Linked DNA regions of Homo sapiens: region 2 is linked to region 1. The links are chromatin loops, found by intact Hi-C in ENCODE. Cell type or tissue: CD4-positive, alpha-beta T cell. All regions are shown on one strand. Links, peaks and the distances in the headings refer to the core of each region. The heading gives the core; the rest is flanking DNA.

Evidence for each region. A loop is a pair of places that touch in the nucleus more often than their neighbours do. Peaks named below come from ENCODE experiments on the same cell type or tissue, not always from the same donor. Only the 100,000 strongest peaks of a DNase experiment are listed, where the experiment ranks them.
Region 2: it touches region 1 in a loop (23-fold over the local background); 12 of 110 quality-filtered maps call a loop at or near these places.

What each region holds. Positions count from the first base shown.
Region 1 is chrX:151,147,777-151,156,705 of GRCh38, forward strand. No RefSeq gene overlaps it. Among named protein-coding and RNA genes, the nearest start is that of MIR4330, 16 kb to the right of the region's middle. In CD4-positive, alpha-beta T cell, for the core only: CTCF peaks have their summits at 4,053 (motif pointing right) and 4,253; a DNase peak (open chromatin) is centred at 4,085; H3K27me3 peaks cover 190 bases.
Region 2 is chrX:151,485,093-151,494,021 of GRCh38, forward strand. No RefSeq gene overlaps it. Among named protein-coding and RNA genes, the nearest start is that of PASD1, 74 kb to the right of the region's middle. In CD4-positive, alpha-beta T cell, for the core only: no CTCF peak of the experiment used is centred there; a DNase peak (open chromatin) is centred at 3,809.

The DNA.
Region 1 (8,929 bases), core at 490-8,489:
TATAGTTTATTCCTACATATGGCTGACTAGGATTCCATTCATTTTTCTCTATTCTTCCGTTGGTGACATTGGGTTGTTTCTAGTTTTTGGCTCTTATGGCTAAACTGCTATGAACATTGATGCAGGGGTCTTTGTGTGGACATATGTTTCCATGTCTGAAGTAAGTAGCTAAAAGTGGAAATGCTCAGTAGCATGGCAGGTGTATGTTTAGCTTTTGATGTGTTTGCATGGTTTTGTTTTCCCAACAGCAATGCATGAAAGTTGCAAGTTGCTCTAAATTCTTGCCAATACTTGATATTATCAACCTAAAAAAATTAGCTTTTTTAGTGGGTGGGTAATGGCATCTTGAGGCTTTAATTTTAATTTATTTTATGACTATGTTGGCCAGCTTTTCATGCGTGAATTGGACATTTGCATGTATATTTTGGTGAGTGACTGTTCAAATATTTTCCTCATTTAAAAAACGCTGTTGTTTATCTTATTTTTATTGAGTTACAAGGATTCTTTATATATTCTAGTTCTTTGTTAGATATGTGTATTACAAATGTTTAGCCCCATTCTGTGGCTTGCTTCCCCCTGCTCAATGGAATCTTTCAAAAAGCAGAAGTTTTAAAATATTAACAAAGTACAGTGCACTTTTATTTGGATGATTTGTGTTTTTTGTCTTGTATATAAAAATAATCTATGCCAACCCAATCATCACAATGATCTTCTATATTTTATTCTAGAAGTTTTATAGTTTTAGCTTTCACATTTATGTTGAAGATCCAAATTGAGTTAACTTTGCTGTACAAATAAAGTGTTTCTCTCCTCTGGATTTAAATAGATATATTTTTCTCTTTACCATTGGTTTTCATCAAATTGATTTCTTTTTTTTTTATAAGTTTATGCAGTAAATGTGAAACTTTGTTACATGTATATAATGTGTAGTGATCAAGTCAGGGTACTTAGGATGTAATTTAGGGTGCGACATTTTCATGAAGTATTGTCACTGTATTAGTCTGTCCTCATGCCGCTGTGAAGAAATACCCAACACTGGGTAATTTATAAAGGAAACAGGTTTAATTGACTCACAGTTCAGCATGGCCGGGGAGGCCTCCGGAAAGTTACAATCATGACAGAAGGCAAAGGAAAAGCAGGCGCCTTCTTCACAGGGCAGCAGGATGGAGTGAGTGCAAGCAGGGGTAAGGCCAGACTCTTATAAAACCATCAGATCTCGTGAGACTCACTCACTATCACGAGAACAGCATGGGGGAAACCTCCTCCATGATCTGATTACCTCCACCTGGTCCCTCCTTGACATGTGTGGATTAAAATTCAAGATGAGATTTTGGGTGGGGACACAGCCACCTACTTTTCTTCAGCCTCCCTTCTCCCCCGACTCACCCTTACCAGTCTCTGTTATCCCTCTTTCCACTCTCCACCTCCATATGATCAAAGTTAGCTCCCAGATGTGATATTTGTCTTATTGTCCCTGGGTTATTTCACTTAAGATAATGACCTCCAGTTCCATCCATGATGCTACAAATGAGAAGATTTCATTCTTTTTATAGCCAAATAGTATTCTATTGTGTATATGTACCACATTTTCTTTATCCATTTATTCATTAGTGGACATTTAGGTTGATTCCATGTCTTTGCTCTTGTGAATAGTGCTGCAATCCCTTTGATATATTAATTTCTTTTCCTTTGGGTAAATACCCAGTAGTGGGATTGCTGGATCAAAATAGTAATTCTATTTTTCATTTTTCGAGAAGCCTTCATAATGTTTTCCATAGTGGCTGTTTTAGTTTACATTCCCAGCAACAATGTATACAAGTTCCCCTTTTTCCACATTCTCTCCGATGTCTGTTATTTTTTGTCTTTTTAATAGTAGCTATTAAGAATGGGGTAAGATGACATCTCATGACGGTTTTGATTCGCATTTCTTCTGATGATTAGTGATGTTGAGCATTTTTCATATATCTGTTGTCCATTTGTATATCTTCTTCTGAGAAATATCTATTCATGTCCTTTGACCACTTTTTAATGGATTACTTGTTTGTTTGTTTGTTTGTTTCCTGTTGATTTGAGTTCCTTGTACTTTCTGGACATTATTATTCCCATATCAGGTGCATATTTTGAAAATATTTTATCCCATTCAACAGGTTGTCTCTACTTTCATTTGCTGTTCAGAACTTTTTTAGTTTAAGCCCCATTTGTTTATTTTTGTTTTTGTTACCTGTGTTTTTGAGGTCTTACCCCAAAATCTTTGCCCAGACCAATGTCCTGAAGTATTTCTCCAATGTTTTCTTCTGGTAGTTTCATAGTTTCAGGCTTTACATTTAAGTATTTAATCTATTTTGATTTTTTTATGTGGTGAGATATAGGGGTCTAGTTTCATTTTTCTGCATACAGATAGCCAGTTTTCTCAGCACCATTCATTGAAGAGACATCATTTTCCTATTGAATGTTCTTGGCATCTTTGTTGAAAATCAGTTGGATGTAAGTACATGAATTTATTTCTGGGTTCTGTTCTATTGGTCTATGTGTCTGTTTTTATGCCAGTACTATGCAGTTTTTGTTACTATAGCTTTGTAGTGTATTTTGAAGTCATAGTGTGATGTCTCCAGCTTTATTCCTTTTCAACAATTTAATTTTTATGTGCCTTGTGGTTTTCTACATGTTTAGTCTTCTTGGAGTTTGTTGAGCTTTTGATCTGTGGGTTTATAGCTTACAGTAAATTTTGAAAAATTTTGGCCATTATTTCTTTGAATATTTTTTCTGCACCCCCTTCTGAGTCCCCTAGATCACTGAGATTCTGTTTATTATTTTCAATCTTCATTTCATATAGATTTAATTGTTATGTTTTGAAGTTTACTAACCTTTTCTTCTGTAAAGTCTAATTAGTGTTACTCCTATCCAGTGCAATTTTCATTTCAGGTACTATATTTTTCTGCACTGGAAGTTCCATTTGGCTCACATTTTATTGCTTCTTAGTGTATCTGACAATTTTTTGATTGGATTCTGGACACTGTCAATGTTACATCATTGAGTGGATTTTATCTTCTTCAAAGACTGTGGGACTTTGTTTTGACAGAGAAGCAAGTTGTCTGTCACTCTGTTTTGTCTCTTTAAGTTTTGTTTTTAAGCTTTGCTGGAGGAGGTCCAGAGTAGCCTTTTCTCTGGGGATACCTCAGATTTATTACTAATGTATGATCCCTCTGGGGTCTCCATTGAATGACATAGATAACTACTGAGGATTCTTTACTCCTCTGGGCCAGAGTTTGAATGTCTGCTAGTCTTGTGTGAGTTCTGAGCATAGTTCTTTTAAAACTTCCCAGTTGTTCTTTGCTCACTCTAGTACTCAGTAAAGACCTAAGGAGAGCCCATGTCAGATTTCTGGAGTTCTTTCTCCATGCAGTTGCCTCATCTCTGGTACTCTGTCCCGCACATTTTAGCTACTTCAGCCTCCTTGAACTTTAATCTCCAATTCTTCAACTCAGGGAAACTTCTTTGCTCTGCTTGAGTCACTCCTCCATGCTCCAAGGTTTGGGCTTACCTCATTTCTTTCTTTATCTGTGATGCCATGCGTGTTGCCTCTTGTCTAGTGCCTAAAATTAGTTCTTTCGTATGTTGTATCCAACTTCCAGTTGCTTATGGTGGAAGAGTAATTCCAGATTCTGTTACTTCTTCAAGGCCAGAGATTTACTTTTATGTTTTCCAAGCTTTTTGAAATAAGTATAAATCAATTTTCTAAAAAAATATTAAAAATTACATTGTAAAGAAAAATGACATGCACACGTGTGCAAGACACCTACACCATGAAGAATATTCCAGAGCATAGGTTTGGCCCATGGGTGCTGTCTGTGCTCCTTCAGGCTTCAGACTCAGACCTATGCTTATAATTCCTGGAAATCCACAAATTCACCTCATGACTAATTGCTTTTCATTACTTGAAAGTATCTATGTGTTGGAGGAAAAATTTGGCTACAATCAAGGAAAGGTAGCAAGTTGAGTCTCATCTGGTTACTGAGATTGTGTACTTCTTATTCTTTCCAAATTCTTCAGTGGTGCCAAGGTCTCTTACGGACACTAGAGGGCGCTCTTTCACTGAGAATGACATACTCTCCCTTACCGATTGCCTCAGTTTGCACCAGCTCTAAGATGGAATCTTGCTGGATCTTAGTTCTTTAGTTGCAGCCCGGGCTTGCCCTGCCACAGGGCCCCAGGTGGCCTGTTCCCCCATCTCTGCAGTACCAGACCTATCCATTTCAAAGGCCAAATTTCTTTCCGCTCCTATCCCCACTCTCAGAATGATTCAGCCTGGCTTCCCGGGATACCTCCTAGCACCAGGGCTAACCTATTTTATTTCCTCTTCGCCAGTGGTCGCTGAGGAAGGAGGTCTGGGTCACTGGGTATTCCTCTTCAGGCTGAAAGTTTCTCTAAGGTCCATTATACAGATTTAAAATCAGAGAAATGGATTCCCCAACAATTCCATGTGCTTCAAAGCTTCTCTGGGGGTGCACCCAGGAACTGTGAGAAGTGACCCACTGGATCATCCTGGGACAAGTCTCTACCTGTATCCGGATCTTGGCCTCTTCATTTGTATATTGAGGCAGGTAGGTATGACAATGTCTAGCAAGAGCACAGGGAGAGCAGGGGTAGTGATGGGGGCTGGAATTTTTTTTTTTTTTTTTTTTTTTTGAGACAGGGTCTCACTCTGTCACCTAGGCTGGAGTGCAGTGGTGCTGTCACTGTGTTCTCAACTTCCCAGGCTCAAGTGATCCTCCTACTTCAGCTTCCCAAGTAGCTGGGACTACAGGCGTGCGCCACCATGCCCAGCTATTTTTTTTTTTTTAATCTTTTGTAGAGACAGTGTCTTACTATGTTACCCAGGCTGGTCTCAAACTCCTGCACTCAAGTGATCCTCCCACATTGGCCTCCCCAAGTGTTAGGATTACAGGCATGAGCCACCTCACCTGGCCTTGGAATTTTTCGTATGCAAGGAGTTAGCCTAATTAGACCTCTCCTGTCTGGAAAGAGGATAAGGAGAAAAATTTGAATCCATAAATTCAGCATGAGCATGGAGACGGTAACCAGGGTCTTGGGCACCTAATTACTGGCATATATTAGTGACTCAAGAAACATTTATGGAAACATGAAAAAAAAATAAAGGAGTGGATAGATGTCAGAATAAGAAAACTAAGGGATATCCATTAAGGCTTGGAAGCAATGCTTTACATTAGAATAAAGGCCCTAAGGAGTGAAGTGATTTGCCCGGAATCACAGGGCTAGTTAAAGGCAGAGCCAGTACTTGAATTCCAGAGTTCTGATTTCTGGTCTAGAGTTCTCCCGACTCCAATATGCAGCAGAAAGCCCTTGAATATACGCTGGGAGGTTGGTAGAAGTTAGGCATCATTGGTCACCTCATGGTGAATCACTGCTAGTGCTGGCTGGAAACCAGTACTTTTCCGGGGCTCCAGCATCCCCAGCCATCCATCCTAACTGCCTGCGGCGGAATTCCTCTTTGCATTGCTTGCGCCGTTCTACACGCTGGGGGTGCTGTTGTTTAACTAGTGGACTCATTTGCTCAGTTATTTTCCATTTGCATCATTGGGGGTGCCCTGATGTAGATTGGGGGCTGTTCAAACGTTTTCAGGTGTGACTAAACTTGGCTGCTAACCCCTCCTGGGCTTCTGCCCAAAATAACAGGCCACTGGTCCCTCAGGTACCTTCTCAGATCACTTAAAGATGAACTTTTAAGCATTTGGGAATTGTGAACTCTGTTGAGAATCAGAAAACTGCAGATGCACGAAATGTGGCATTCAGGGGGTCTGCTGCTGCTGAACAGATCGTGGCCATGGATTAAAAACCTCTGCTTTTCTCGGACACGTTTTTAATCCTGAGAAAATGTGAACATAGAAACCATGTTAGGAATAATTGGCACACAGAATGACTGCATTTGGAGGAGCAACAACATTTCTACTGGAGAACAGGGCGGGACTACAATGGGTGGGGGGTGGGAGGATAGAGGATTTCAAATGCTTCAAAGGAAGTCTTTTCCCAGTGGTCCGTTCCATCTTTTGCGGAGAGTGCCAGAGGCACACATCTCAGAGAGTCGTGACTGTGTCATTATGTTCTCGTCAGCACAGATGATTCAGTCAATGTATAAGCAAGCACAGTTGCATTTTATACGACTTTCAAATCAGTTCATTTCCAAGTCAGAAAAATCTTCCAGCAAGTCTGATCACCACACACACAGGGCAGCAACCAGTTCTAGGGGCTTCACCTGTTAAGATGATTTGGCTTGTTTGCAAGTCATTTTCAGAGAACAAGAGAGACAATCTTCCCACTACTCTATAATTAGAGTGCTGGGGGCAGGCTGGGGGGAAGACAGCATGAACATGGAGCTCTCATTCTTATTCAGGAGCGTCTCTAATTCACACGGCCCTGGGGACTGCTTCAGATGTAATATTCTCTCCACAAAGGATGGAAATCTTTTCTCTTAAAACGTCTCATCGCTGCAACTTTGCTGTAAGGCTTCATCGGATAAGTGTATAAAAAATCCAAAACTCACCTGTTTTCTTATTTCATCCAACTCTTTTGTGTTTATATAATTAAGCACACCCTGCTTGATTGGTGTGTGTGTGGGATGTGTGTGTTTGTGTGTGTAAATCTTAAAGGACTCAGAAGTTGGAGTGTTCGTGCGCTTATCACAGCTCCACGGACTCTATGTAATCATTTAGCTTCTTGAGGCTTTTGCTGCCCTGTGATTTTCAGAAGTGCAGTGTCTTCATCACTCTTTGAACCCCCACAATGCCTGAGGCAGGGAGGCAAACTACTGGACTTTTGGTAAATGACAATTTCATTCTGCAACAATTGGGTGGGAATATTCCAGCTTCCAGAGGGTTCCCACTTTCCTGGTCTGTTAAATGGAACCAAGCCTACCTGCGTATCTTGTTGTGGGAGCTTCAGACTCTGCAGCAGTTAAAGCCTTCATTTTTGGTCTTTACTTAACCACCCATAAGCTTCTTGTTCTGTTCCCTGCTCTTCTCCCAGTCCTTGCCTTGCATCATTATTCTCTCTATACCTCAGACCTCTGCCCAACCTAAAGAGAAGCCTGTCTGGGGCCTTGCTTTGTTTTTCCCTGTGTTTCTAACCCCCAGAATAGGGCCCGGAGCACGCAAGAGACTTGGGGCTGAATGAACGTAATTGACTTGCTTGGATTCCCTGCACAGGTGACTGGGATCAGATCATTTTCCTTCTCAGAGACCTAGTTGTCTCACTTGTACAAGAAGGGACTAACCTGGATGACTTCTGAAATCTTTTATTTTTGAGAAGAGGATTTCATAATTCTATGAATATTTTGTATTTTTCTATATTTATTCACTTATCACTTTCTTCTTTCCATTCTTTCTAGCACAGAGGAAGGGGAACAGCGAGAAACAACCCCCAAACAAGTGAACCCAAACACTAGTTCCTCTCTACCTTCCTAAAAATCATATTTTCTCTGTTGTACAATGGTTGTTTTTTTCCTATCTTATCAAGAGTCATCCGTTCAGGTGATTTCAAGATGACTAATGGCCAAGTTGGTTGTTCATGCTGTACGCTCCTGCTGCTGGAACTGAGCACTTGAATGCTAATAATACTCTCCACGTCACCAATCTCATTTTTTTCTGACGTACTGACTGACCCCTGGCAAGCCACCCTGAGTCCATATGACTCCACTGCAAATTATCCAAGGGTTCAGACACTGGGGTTTGTCTGAAAATAGAGTGGGCTCCATTAGCTTAATACCAAGTATGACAGGTTCTGAATCAGCTTTTCTTGTCTAAAGGGAGTGCAGGTAATTTCCACCCCAACATATACTGAGCCAGGAAAGTCTACTAGCAGGGCCCTCTGAGCTTACATGTCTCCAGTACCAGATGTGGCCAAATGCTCTTATTTATTTACTTATTGTTTTTGAGATGGAGTCTTGCTCTGTCACCCAGGCTGGAGTGCAGTGGCGTGATTTCGGTTCACTGCAACCTCTGCCCCTCAGGCTCAAGCGATTCTCCTGCCTCCCAAGTAGCCGAGATTATGGGTGCCCCCCACCCCCTCACCACGCCTGGCTAATTTTTGTATTTTTAGTAGAGACAGGATTTCACCATGTTGGCCAGGTTGGTCTCGAACTCCTGACCTCAAGTGATCCACCGCCTCATCCTCCCAAAGTGCTAGGAGTACAGTGCCCAGCCCAGATGCTCTTACAATGGCCTTTGAACAACCACTATATAGCTGTGAAAAGCCATCCTGAAAGAGGAAACTCTAAGATAGTTGTCACTTTGCCATTCGTAAACAACCATGAAATATATTTATGAACAAATAATGCAAGTATTTATCAAAAGAAAGGAAGAACAGACACTGCTTACTAGACCACAATATATGCAACAATGTTGACAGCATTACTGATTACAATTTGAAAGTATTTTATAGGAACCTGGTGTTCGTGTGGGTGTGAGGCAACAGAAAAAGGGAAAACTGGCACAACCAACTCAATCCCCATGAATTTATCCTCTAGACACTCACACACAAGGGGGCACACACAAAGATGTTAACTGAAGTGATAACTACCAGTGAAAAGCTGGAAGCAGTGTCTATGTCCGTGTAGATATAAATGATGATCCATTCATAGTTGGGAATACCACAAGCCTGTTAACGAAACCAAGGTATCTAGCATTTTCTCTGTACCAGGCACTGTTCCAAGTGTTTTGTGTACATTAATTTATTTAATCCTTGTAGAAAGTTGTGAGATTGGTACTCACTTCCCAGATGAGCCAGCTGGGAGGAGAGAGGTTAAGCAATTGCCTAGAATCATGCAGCTGGTAAGTGGTAGAACCAGGATTTGAACCCATACAGTACGACTTCAGAGACTGTCCCCTAAGGTGCTGCTGAGGAGCACTACCCGGGA
Region 2 (8,929 bases), core at 356-8,355, 340 kb after region 1:
AAACAATGTTCTCTGAAACGGTGTGTTTAATATTTTCATTAAATGGAAATCTAGCTGAGCTTTTTATTGCAGACATTGATAGCTCTATAAATTTTTATGAGATATGCACTAGAATTAATGCAACCTTATTAAGAGGGCTTGCTCCTTGCTGACTTAGGGATGCAGCATGGATTACAAAGGTCTGAGTTAGCACCCAGGAAGGTCTGGGTTCCAGTTCCAGCCCTGCTACTGACTTGAGCAAGTCTCTTCTCCTTCCTAGGTCTTGGTTTTTACATCCAGAGATAATTGATTTATGTTTTTATTTTCTTTCAGCAGACCTTGGGCAATGAAGTAAAGATAGTTAAGTTGCAGTTCTCCCACTGTTTTTTTGTTTGTTTGTTTGTTTTTTGTTTTTTTGAGACAGAGTCTTGATCTGTTGCCCAGGCCGGAGTGCAGTGGCGCGATCTCGGCTCATTGCAAGCTCCGCCTCCTGGGTTCAAGCAATTCTTCTGCCTCAGCTTCCCGAGTAGCTGGGACTACAGGCCCGCGCCATCACGCCCAGCTAATTTTTATATTTTTAGTAGAGACGGGGTTTCACCATATTGGCCAGGCTGGTCTCGAACTCCTGACCTTGTGATCCGCCCGCCTCGGCCTCCTGAAGTGCTGGGATTACAGGTGTGAGCCATCGCGCCTGGCCTCTCCCACTGTTTCATGTTATTATCCAGTATTTCGGTTGTTCTCAACCACATCCTATAGTTTTTAAGAATACTAAAAACTTAAAGACTGACACGGCATCAATACTTTTAAAATGTCTCTGGCATTTCCTCTCTCTGGATACATTAACTTTCGCATCAATTGCGACTAGTCAGTATTAAAGCCAAACAAGAAAATGTTGGACTTTTCTCAATTTCCTCAGTTGCATTTGTTACTACGGAGAAACATCTTTGAAAGTATTGTATTAAAGCAGCATGCCTTAACTTTCTCATTCTCCACCTGTGCCTTGAATTCACTGTTTAATGCATGCCTCTACCACGTTGTGGCAGTGAGGAATCAAGAAGATGCAGGCATCAAAGCATGCTTGGAAATTGGATTGCCAGCACTCAGAATCTGGTGAATACGCCACTAACATCAGCAGAGATCTATTTTTGTGGGCCTTGACACGATATATGATGCCCTCATGTCTTGGTACCCAGCGAGCATGGCCTGGTCACCGAGATTTGGAACAACATCTAGTTTTGGCACATAGACAAGTCATCCAGATGTCAGAAGAAATTACTTACCTTTCATCCAGATGGTTTGATTTCACGTACCTGGGCCTTATTGAAGTGAGGTTTATTCAATTTGAAGGGCCCATTTTGATGCTTTGTGTTGATTGGCTAACCAGAGACAGTTTCCTTTGTGGGGTTGAGTGTTGAGTTGGGAATCTCACTGTAAGTGAATAACTTATGGAAACAGAAATCTCATGCCTGATGAGTTAGCCCTGCTGTTCAAAGACATGCTTCTCCATCTATCTCTTAAGCACTAACATTATTACATTTACAGGATCTTAGTGAGATTCTCATCTGCTTCAAGAGGGGAGGTAAAGGTGAAATGATTTTCTTTTTAAAACCTGGGTTACTGCTCAGGTTTTAAAGTTGTCAAGTTGCTACAAAGTTGTCAAGGTTGGCCTGTAATATTAGCAATTTTGAGTACAAAAATAAGCAATGACATTTTATTTCCTGGAATTATGTTGACTTTGGTGATGAAAAATGAACATTTTCTTTGGAATTACAAATCCACAGTTTAGATTTATAACTGTCCTTCCCCTCTAATATCTTTTCTTTTAATCAATGCTATTCTTTCAAGAACTATCAATAAAATTACTGAGAAAATGAGGGAATATATTCCACCTTCTCCATCTTAAAAACTTTCATGATAAGGAAAGTTGGTACCTGATACAAACACAATAAGAGAGATGACAGTCCATTTACGCTAGCCACTTCAGAAATCCGTGTTGGTTATTTTTTGTCAGTACAGCTGAAACTGCTTACTGAAGTATTGATCTGATTATTCTTTTATGGAACAAAATCTAAAATGTTATCTATTTTTATGTCGGAAACTCACTTGAGCTTTGTTCTGTTTTGAACTTTATAACCTACTTTAAAAATTAAATTCCTTTCCTTCTGTATGTCTTGATATGGTCTGAGGCTCAAACCAACTTGATATTTATTTTTGCTTTGAACAATATGAATGCAAAGTGATATTACTATTGGTGCTATTACTTTATTTTTATTTATTTATTTTTTATTATACTTTAAGTTCTAGGGTACATGTGCACAACATGCAGGTTTGTTACATATGTATACATGCACCATGTTGGTGTGCTGCACCCATTAACTCGTCATTTACATTAGGTATATCTCCTAATGCTATCCCTCCCCGCACCCCCCACCCCACAACAGACCCTGGTGTGTGATGTTCCCCACCCAGTGTCCAAGTGTTCTCATTGTTCAATTCCCACCTATGAGTGAGAACATGCGGTGTTTGGTTTTTTGTCCTTGTGATAGTTTGCTCAGAATGATGGTTTCCAGCTTCATCCATGTCCCTACAAAGGACATGAACTCATCCTTTTTTATGGCTGCATAGTATTCCCTGGTGTATATGGGCCACATTTTCTTAATCCAGTCTATCATTGATGGACATTTGGGTTGGTTCCAAGTCTTTGCTATTGTGAATAGTGCCGCAATAAACATACGTGTGCATGTGTCTTTATAGCAGCATGATTTATAATCCTTTGGGTATATACCCAGTAATGGGATGGCTGGGTCAAATGGTATTTCTAGTTCTAGATCCTTGAGGAATCGCCACACTGTCTTCCACAATGGTTGAACTAGTTTACAGTCCCACCAACAGTGTTAAAGTGTTCCTATTGCTCCACATCCTCTCCAGGTGCTATTACTTTCTTTCATCGAATTCAACAAATACTTGTATTACTAGCAAGGTACCAGGCGCACTCTGTGTTGTCTATGGTGTGCTGCCATATTAGCCTTAAAAAGGAGGCAGGCTCCAAGAACCCCAGGTATAGCACTTTGATTTCTAGCTCCCACCATCCCTGGGATTTGAGCACCTCCATCAAGTGATCTTCTCTGCCTTTTTAAAGACTCAAAAACTCTTTGGTTTAGATTGATTACCTTGTAGGTTATCTACAGCAACCTTCCATGTGAGTCTCTATCTTCCTTCCACATCTCTGACACATGATAGCCTCTACTTATGAGATATAGAGGAACCAATGGGCCTTGGCTTTGCAGTCAGACAGACCTTGGGCTGAATCATGGACAGGCTCCTCTACTTGTCTGAGCTTCAGTAAAAGAAGGATGATAACATCTCAATTCCAGGGTTGTCATGATGATTAAATGCACAATCAAGATGACTCTGGGTGAAGACTCAGGGGCCTCAGTGACAGTGCTGAGTTCTGTTCTTCCTGAAGGACAGTCTTCCTCTCCTCCTAGTTGAAGTCACTGGTTCCCAGATACTGGGACTCACCCTGTTACTTAGGAAAATTGGAGCGACCTCAGGTCAGGCTCTTAGCGTGTTCTGCTGCTAGTTAGTTTGGCTTCTGGTCTCATCTTCATCCTGCAGGACTTGCCTTTGTCTTCATAACTTGCCTTGCATTTTAGTGTCTCCAACCCTAACCCTGTCCTGGGGCAAAGTGGCTGAGAGCCTGCCTCCGCCCACCCTAATGCCCTCACACCAATTTCCCATTGGCCTGTGCCTTTTTGTGCCAACCTTCAGATGTCAGAGGCAAAATGCCCCACTAGCTCCCCAGACTCCCACGTGCTCATTAGTCATATGCAGTGGCTCTCTGCTGCCACCCATCTCCCATTTTAAGCAGTCACCCCTTGAAAGGAGAGGTCAGAGCAAAGTTCCTCATTTCCCCTCCCTTGTTCCAATACCATGGCTTCCCTTAACTTTCATGAAATATTGCTGCAACATGTCTCAGAATTAAGTTTGGGAAATATATTCATGTATTTTCAGAATAAAAGGGAAACTCTGCAAAGTTCAATTGAGTATTATAAAGTGATAAGATTTTTCTTCCAAGGCTAAAAATATCTGGTTTCTCTTTTATTTAGTCTAAAATCCAGTGAGCATTCACACATGTGATAAAGACCTACTGTGTGCTGGGAATTGTGTCTGCCACAGTACATGCCATGCCACAGCAAGGCATGGGCTCTGCCCTCCAGAACCTTATGTCTGGTTGGCGAGAAGGGTGACTATGTGGGAAAATACTCAGAATCATCCCATATATGATAGTAGAAGTCTGTCTCATTTGGGGAGGCAGGGAACGGGATTCAAAGGAGTGAGGGGTGACTTCCACATATGGGGATCAGAAAAGGCTTCGCCCTGCACACTTGCACCAGGGGCCTATGCACTGGACTTTGGCCCTAACCACACCTTGAACTCTGCTGGGAGGCCTTTGAAAAACTGTACCTTCCCTGCATCCAACTCTCCATAGGGTCATGGCTTCTATACATGCCCAAGTTTCTCAGCTTAAACAGCTGGATAGCCAGGGCTGTCCTTTAAATGGGACAGCAAGTTTGTTCTTCAGGGAAACAGTATGTTTTGGGAACGGTCATTTCTGAAGTGCATCCAATGTAAGGAAAACAGTGTTTTCTCCCTTTTGTTTCAACATAGGAACTGGAAATGTTAAAATATATCAGGCTGATTTTTAGAAAAATCAGTACAGTGGGCTCTCTGTATCATCTATGAATTCAATCAACTATGGATTGGTTATTTTTAAAAACAAAAAATAACAATACAACAATAAAAATGGATCATGCCTGTAATCCCAGCACTTTAGGATGCCAAGGCAGGAGGACCTCAGGAGTTCGCAATTAGCCTGGGCAATATAGGGAGACCCTGTCTCTACAAAATAATAATAATAATAATAATAATAATAATAATAATAAAGTAGCTGAGTATAATGGTGCATGCCTGTGGTCCCAGTTACTCAGGAGGCTGAGGTGGGAGGATCCCTTAAGCCTAGAAGGTCTGTGATTACACCACTGCACTCCAGCCAGGGCAACAGAGTGAGACCCTGTCTCAAAAAAGTAAAAAGTTGACATATTTAAAAATAATAAAATATATCAATTATTTACATAGCTTTACATTGTATTAGGTATTATAAATAATGTACAGATGATTTAAAGCAGGGATGTCCAATCTTTTGGCTTCCCTGGGCCACTTTGGAAGAAGAATTGTCTTGGGCCACACATAAAATACACTAACACTAATTATAGCTGTTGAGGTAAAAATAAAAATCACAAAAAAAACCCTCAATGTTTTAAGAAAGTTTATGAATTTTTGTTGGGCTGTATTCAAAGCCATCCTGGGCCACAGGTTGGACATTCTTGATTTAAAATATACAGGAGGGGCTGAGGCAGTGCCTCATGCCTGTAATCCCAGCACTTTGGGAGGCCCAGGCGGGCGGATCATTTGAGGCCAGGAGTTCAAGACCACCCTGGCCAACATGGCGAAACCTGTCGCTACTAAAAATACAAAAATTAGCTGGGTGTGGTGGTGCACACTTATAATCTCAGCTACTAAGGTGGCTGAGGCAGGAGAATCACTTGAACCTGGGAGGCGGAGGTTACAGTGAGCTGAGATAGTGCCAGTACACTCCAGACTGGGCGACAGAGTGAGACTTTGTCTCAATAAATAAATAAATAGTATACAGAAGGATGTGCATAGGTTATGTGCAAATACTATGCCGTTTTGTATTAGGTACTTGAGCATCCCCAGATTTTGGTATCTATGGGAATCCTGGAACCAATCCCCCACTGGTGCTGAGGGATCAGACTGTACATCTGATTACCCAGTGTCTCCACCATGCCATTGGAGTCTGTTCCTCCAGTTACAGTTGAGAAACAAGTGAGTCTCGTGGAAAGGTGAGTCTGCTGTGGATATGTGTAAGAGAGGTAAAAGGTGTTCTGATGAGTGGGATAAAAATATGTGTTGGGGGCGGGGAAGTGGAAGAGCGGAGACTCAACTCTAGCCTCCTTACCTCTTACTATTGTGTAACCTTGGGTGAGTCTCTTAAGTTCTTTGAGTCTCAGATTCTTTTATTTAAAATGACAGAAGAAAAACTATAGTCCTATCTCATAGGGAGGAGGTGTGGAGTCATACATCTCGAGTTCCTGATACAGTGCTGAGCACAGTCTGTGCTCAAGAATTAGCATGGTGAGCTCTGGGACAGACAAGAAACAGCCCGGATAGAAAAGGAGAATTTAACCTAAGTCCTCTCCAAACATTTTGGGTTTCAGAATAGTTGACAAAGCTAGAGGCAGGAAATCTAGGCAGGACAGTTAACCTCTCCTGTTCTCAGTTTTTTCATCTGCTAAATGAGGATTCTTTTTTAAAAATTGAGTTATAATTCACATATCACAAAACCCACCCTTTTGAAGTATATGATTCAGCGTTGACAGTATATTAACAGTTGGGCAACCATCCCCACAATCAATTTTAGAATATTTTCATCAATCCAAAAGGAAATCTGTATCCATTGGCAGTCACTCCTCATTCCCACTCCCATCCCTGCAGCTCCTGGCAATCACTAATCTGCTTTCTGCCTCTGTGAATTTGCCTATTCTGGACTTTTCATAGAAATGGAATTATACGATATGTGACCCTGTGTGCCTGGCTTCTTTCACTTAGCAAAGTGTTTTTAGGTTGTAATATATATTATGTCATTCCTTTTTACGGCCAAGTAGTATTCCATGTTATGGATATACTACATTTTGTTTATCTGTTTACCAATTGATGGGTATTTGGGTTATTTCCATCTTTTGGCAATTATGAATAATGCTGCTATTAACATTCAGGTACACGTTTTTGTGTGGACATTGCTGGGTCATTTGGTAATTCTATGTTTAAGTTTTTGGGGAACTGCCAAACTGTTTTCCAAAGCAACTGCAACATTTTACATTCCCACACTCAGTGTGTGAGGGTTGCAATTCTTCACGTCCTTACAACACTTTTTACTGTCAGTCTTATTTAATTAGTGGCTAAATGGGGATTCTAATTCTTGTTCTTTTGTGAGAATTATAAAAAGATAATTATAAGGAAGATTTTAGAAAACTATAATGTGTTCACCAAGTAGAAGGTACTAGTAAGAAATAACTCTAACTTCATAGCTTGGGTTTTCCATGAATGTTCGGTTTGGGGATTTCTTTTGTGAACAGTAGGGAACTGGGTCAGGATTTAGAGGAAAGAAGTATTTTTAGGAAGATTCATTAGGCACTGGTGAAAAAAATTCTGTAGCTATTTGAGAACTCAAATAGCTTTACATCAGCTGTTTGTGCATGTCGGTGTAATTGGTAAGATTCTCAAAATGACTAAAACAAAAGTAGCTTAATTTTTCCAGTGTTGTTATGAAGTGAACAATATTGAAAATCATGTCCAAAACCAGGCCCTTAATTAAATTTTCTGCTCTAGGCCCTGCCAAGCAAGTCTTGGCATATGAGAAGGCTGTGCTTTTTTTTTTTTTTTTTTTTTTTGGACAGTTTCGCCCTTGTCACCCAGGCTGGAGTGCAGTGGTGTGATCTTGGCTCACTGCAGCCTCCGCCTCCTGTGTTCAAGCAATTCTCTTGCCTCAGCCTCCTGAGTAGCTGGGATTACAGGTGCCCGCCACCGCACCCGGCTAATTTTTGTATTTTTAGTAGAGACGGGGTTTCACCATGTTGGCGAGGCTGGTCTCAAACTCCTGCCTCAGGTGATTCACCCACCTCGGCCTCCCAAAGTGCTGGGATTACAGGTGTGAGCCACTGCGCCTGGCCGGCTTTGCTTTTTATACACTGACTGCATTGTTGGCATTGACTAGAAGTGAAGGCCTTTGCAGAATGGTAAAGAGCTCTTCACTTTTTAAAAGCTATTCGACCTTAGGTAAGTCACTGACCCTTTTTCTTTCCACATACATTTGCTATGAACCTTAAATAAGATAATGCCTATGAAAGCACCCAGCACTAAGCCAGGGACAAAGTAAGCACTCAGTAAAGGGAAGAGTTTTCCTCTGGTCATTATCAGCCTGACCAGTAGCCCATTTACCCCAGTGGACCTTGGTTAGGGCTAAACTTAGAAGGAAGGATCTGGTCTGACCAAAGATTATAATTTATTATTATATTCATTATTATTATTAATAGCTTTGTTGAGGTATAATTGACATACAGTAAACTGCACATGTTTAAAGTGTACAGTTTGATAATTTTTGACACATTTATACATCCGGGAAACCATCATCACAATAAAGATAGTGAACACATCCTTCTCCTCAAATTTTCCTTGTTCCTCTTGGTCATCCTTCACTCCTTCTCCTTCCCACCCCCAGTTCCCAGGTAAACACTACCTGCTTTCTGTCGCTATCGATTAGTTTGCATTTTCTAGACTATTATGTAAATAAAATCATACAGTGTGTACAATTTTTGGTCTGGTTTCTTTCACTCAGCATAATTATTTTGAGATTAATTCATGTGGAACATATCAATAATGTGTTCCTTTTTATTGCTTTTTTATTGTGGAGTAGTATTGTATGCTGTTTGTATGACCATACCACAATTTATTTATCCATTCATCTGTTAATGGACATCTGTAAATGTTTTAGTTTTGGACTATTACACATAAAGCTGTTATAAACATTTGTATACAAGCCCTTGTGTGAACACGTGCTTTCATTTCTCTTTGATAAATACTTAGGAGTGGAATGGGTAAATCATATCATAGATGTATGTCTTTAACTCTGAGAAACTACCAAATTTTTCCAATGTGCCTGTGCCATTTTACGGGCCCATCAATTGGGTGTGAGAGCTTCACTTCCTCTACATCCGTGTAAGCATATGATGTGATCAGTCTTTTTAATTTTAGCCATTCTAATGACGGTGTAGTTTATGTCATTTTGGTTTTAGTTGACATTTCCCCAATG